Regions from separate parts of the Mus musculus genome. Here region 2 is linked to region 1. The links are chromatin loops, found by intact Hi-C in ENCODE. Cell type or tissue: left cerebral cortex. All regions are shown on one strand.

Region 1 (2,500 bases):
TAAAGATCAGAGGAGTGTAGTGACTTGCTGGTGTGTGTAAGAGCCAGGACCTTGAAATACTCCGGGGGAGAAATGAGTCAGACATTCACCGAAGAGACAGAGTTGGATTAATCTACTCTGGTGAGCAGACTTTTTACGCACAGCCAAGGACAGAAGAAAACCCTCCACACAGGTGATACCAATAGGCTGCCACTAGCATCTGAGAACATCCTCTGGGCGGGCTTCCTAGGAGCAATACTGATGCTGCCTTGCGTGTCTGCTCCTGCTGCCCTTACTTTCTAACTTTGTCTGCTAAATTAGGAAGTCAAGATGCAGTTAGCACGGCCATGAGGACCAGACTCCGCTTTTGTTTGGCCCCTCTGAGGCAGCTCCCGAGGCGGAGCTCCAGTAGTCCACCTCGGATCTTTAACACCACCGCTCCTTCGTTTTTTATAGCTACTATTCTTTTTTTTTTTTAAAGTCATTGAAATGATTGCTTCACAAAGTTTTGTTTTGTTGGTTTTTTTTTGTTTTTTTGTTTTTTTGTTTTTGTTTTTTTGTTTTTTTGGTTTTTCGAGACAGGGTTTCTCTGTATACCCCTGGCTGTCCTGGAACTCACTTTGTAGACCAGGCTGGCCTCGAACTCAGAAATCTGCCTGCCTCTGCCTCCCGAGTGCTGGGATTAAAGGCATGCGCCACCACGCCCGGCTGAAAAGTTCTTATTTATTGCTCTTTAATATTTTCTAAAGCAATGCAGTTATTACAGTAAGTTTGAAAAGTATAGAGGTATAGAAATAAGAAAACAGTAATATTTCTCTCCCTCCATTCCCTCTTTTCTTTTCCTTTTGCAGAGATATGCATTGGACTCAGGCCTTGTACATGCCAGACAAGCACTCGGACTCTGAGCTCTTGGCCTTCTTAGATTTCTTCCTATGAATGAATATATATGAATATATACATATGTATATGTATATATATGTGTATATGTGTGTATACATAGAATATATATATAATCTTTTCCTATTCATATAAATTTTACTGTCAATCATTATCCTATCCATACTTTGCACATATAATATCCTTTCTTGAATTATTTTAAAGAACATTGTATGTTAATAAATGATTTGAAAACAGTTTTTAATGGCTCCATGGTAGTCCATTGCAGGAATAAATCAGAGTGTATTTATTTTAATCTCCCTCAGTATTTCTAATATTTTACTTTCATAAATAAACAATACCTGATGAAGTTTTGCATATAAACCTTTGTCCAGATCTCTGTTTCCTTGACAGTAGACTTCACACATAAAAGGGTGACAATTCGCATTCAGGGTTCATCTGGGTTTAGGGCAACTGAACTCCGGGATGACTGCTTTCTGCATGAACCTCAGGCTGCCAGTAGGTGTCGACTTTGCCTCATGTTTCTTCTTGCAGCTCTTTATCCATTTATTTTCAGGATCATCTTTGAAGGGCTGTGGGAGAATGCATTGTTAGTAAGTCAATAGAGTTCAAATATAAAATTTGAAGTCTCTCCCAAGGGTCACAACCCCGAGTGCCCGAGGGCTTGGCTATTTTTCTTTTCTATGTGTTGCTGATTGTATCCAACCCAGCAGCCTATGTGGTGCTGACCTGCTACTGAGAGAAATACAGTCAGTCAGCACAGCCTGCAAGGCTCTCTAGGAATGTGTACACATGCATCATACACACACACACACACACACACACACACACACACTCACACACGCACACACGCACACACGCACAAGGAGAGGGGAAAGACATTCGCTTTTGCCTAATGAGTGTATTCTTGAAGCATCCTATAATTAAAAATTGATAACCTTATAGAGATATCTATTTTAGACAGCCTCCTTTCTAAATAAGGAAACTGAGTCTTGGAGAGGTTAACTTGTTAACATGGTACAAGTATTGAGATGGTTAATCGCTGTTGTTGATGTGTTTAGATTGAGAGTCACCGGGGAGACCGAGGCACACGTCTTAATGTATCTGTAAGGACATTTTCAGGATGGCTTAGTGGAGAGGGAATGATGAACCTGAGTGTGGGTGACATTGTCCCACGGTCTGAAGGCCCAGATGGAATAAGAAGAGGAAAGAAATAGCAAGCCAAGCTACTGCTGGCTTTCCTGGACTGCCAAGGTGTGTCTACTCAGCTTTTACCACGCCTTCGCTGTGCCACGGAGAACCAACACCTCTGGCAACTGGAGTTCAACATGTTTTTTCTCCCTTAAGATGTTTCTTTATGGTGTTTTGTCACAACGATGAGAAATTTGATGAGCGCATGCTATGCTGAAGCAGAATTCAGATCCGGACATTTACCTTTTAAAAAAAGAAAAAATATATTTTTCTATCTGTATGTACACCTGCATACCAGAAGAGAGCATCAGATCATATTATAGATAGCTGTGAGCCCCTGTGTGGTTGCTGGGAATTGAACTCAGGACCTCTGGAAGCCCATACAATGATCTTAACTGCTGAGCCCTATCTCCAGGCGCAAGCACACTTATCT
Region 2 (2,500 bases), 730 kb after region 1:
ACTTAGTCACACAATCATACACACTCACACACATATACACACTCACACAGTTGCACACACAAAAAATATACATACAGTTACACCAACATACATACACACTCACACACATTTGCACACACCAACATAATCACACACATATTCACTCACATACTCACACAGTCTCTCATACACACACATTTAGACACTCACACACACTCACATACACACATACACATTCACACACACTCATATACATTCTCACGCAGTCACACACACTCATACACTCAATCACAATCACACACTCACATACACACTCACACACACCAACATACTCACACTCACTCACACACCCATACACATACACTCACACACACACACACACACATATACTCAGATACACACAGTCACACACATTCACATGCATATATACATACACACACTCAGTACCTAAACCTAGGTCTCCATGCCACAAGGACACTTCTTTCTCTGACTCCTTTGACATTCTCTTCAAACAGGTTTTCTTCCTGTGACTGACAGCAGCCTCTAGCAGCCCTTGACCCCCATCCTCTCCACTCCCCCGCATAAGATGCCTTCATCACCAGCTCTTCATAAAACCAACTGAGGAAAGGCATCTAACAGGACAGGATTTTGTCACATGTCCTGTCCTTAAACCAACCACTGCAACCAGAGGAGTGGGGTACTATGCCCACCTCTGGCCAAGGCCATGGAGTCATGGAGTTTGCAACCCTTAATAATCACAAAGAAGGAGACTAGGAACAAGTGCCCCTGCGCCAGCCAAATAGGTGCTTCTGTTAGATTAATGGCAGTTATTGGTGCAGGATCTCATTTAAGTAGAGGCTGTCTTGGAAGCCAGGCCTCAACCCAGTGGAATGTTTCCAGTGAATCCAAGTTCATTAATGAAGACTGAAGAAGGGAGAATCTTGCAGAGTCCACAGAGAACCTCAGAAGATGACTTCTTCCTTTCCTCCCACACAACGAGAACTGAAAGCCAGGCATTTGTGTGTGTTGCTTCTCCTTTTAGGTTTAATTCAACGTGAGAGGACTCTGAGCCTTAAGCAAGTGAGCAAGGGAAAGTCTGTTCGTTGTGTGGGTAATAAATAAATAACGTCTCTCTCTGAGAGATGTGATGCTCGACTCCACTGAGCCACTTGGTAACAGCCATCTGACATTACAGAAGCTTTTCCTGTGAGACCACAAATATCTAAGCCATTTCCCTTTTCAGATGACTCCAGCTAATGGCTTTCTGTGCTATTAGTGGAACATATCCAACAATCTTTGATTTGTGGTTGTTTGATTGGGCCCTGAAAGGAGAGGCTGTTTCCTTGCAAGGAGGGATAATTGCCTGGGAATTCTTCAGAGTGATATCATTCCTGTGGAGTTGGAGGGGACATCAATTTTCTTGACACTGAGAATGTTTGGGGGGGGGGGGGGCAAGGACTTTTGAATCTCATCACACAAACCCAAAGCCACAGCTTAGCAGGTCAATCCAAATAACTTTAAGCAAAATGTCAGCCTTCAGACTGTGTCTAGGTCAAGTGATGTGTGTGTGTGTGTATGTGTGTGTGTATGTGTGTGTATGTGTGTGTATGTGTGTGTGTGTATGTGTATGTGTGTGTGTGTATGTGTGTGTGTGTATGTGTGTGTCTGTGTGTGTCTGTGTGTGTATGTGTGTGTATGTGTGTGTATGTGTGTGGTGTGTTTGTGTGTGTGTGTGTGTGTGTGTGTGTGTGTGTGTGTGTGTGTGTATGCAGGAGGGGTGAGGAGTATCCATATGTGGAATGTATTTGTTCATGGTGTGACAACCTATGGTGCCAGTCCTCAGGTGCCCTCCACCTTTTGTCTCTCAGTGGCCTGGAACTCGACATGGGCCAGGCTAGTTGGCTCTTAATCCTGGAGATTCCCCCTGTCTCTGCTTCCTATATCACAGTATTTGGATCACAGGTGTGCTCCATACATGTTTTAAAAAATAAAAATAATAAAAACTTTGGATTCTGGAGATCCAAATTCAAGTCTTCAACTTGTAAGGCAAATACGTTACCAACTGAACCATCTCCCCAACCCTCTGCCTCTGAATTCTGAATCCTTCCCAGTCGCTGTGGTGCAGTCCGAGTGGAAAGAGGGCACCACACACTCCTCATTGACAGGAGAGAAGACAACAGTTTGAACCGGACAGTTGCAAGAAGAGCCACGTGCTTATGGTCCCACTTTAGGAGTCTTTGACACCATCTGCTCCAAAGGAAATGACCCTAACGATCATCGCTGTCTGATTGATGCTTCCAAGGCCCCAGCAGGAAGGACACCATTTGTTTTGATGCTGGGAACCTATCTTGCTTTTGAAAGCATAACAGCCAAAGGTTATCTTGGGCACAGAAGGGACTTTTTGTCCTTGATGAGATTTTTTTCTTTCGGAATAATTTGAGATTTGCAGGAAGGCTGCTGATACAGTGCAGAGAGTTTCTGTGTGCCTGCCGTCTACTGCTGGTCACAGCTGTCACTACCT

The links. Peaks named below come from ENCODE experiments on the same cell type or tissue, not always from the same donor. Only the 100,000 strongest peaks of a DNase experiment are listed, where the experiment ranks them.
Region 2: a loop joins it to region 1, with 4 times the contacts of the local background. A loop is called at or near these places in 16 of 42 quality-filtered maps.

Annotation. Positions count from the first base shown.
Region 1 is chr17:79,109,651-79,112,150 of GRCm38, forward strand. No RefSeq gene overlaps it. Among named protein-coding and RNA genes, the nearest start is that of Qpct, 59 kb to the left of the region's middle. In left cerebral cortex, a CTCF peak has its summit at 1,373; a DNase peak (open chromatin) is centred at 1,426.
Region 2 is chr17:79,834,915-79,837,414 of GRCm38, forward strand. No RefSeq gene overlaps it. Among named protein-coding and RNA genes, the nearest start is that of Atl2, 60 kb to the right of the region's middle. In left cerebral cortex, no CTCF peak of the experiment used is centred here; a DNase peak (open chromatin) is centred at 976.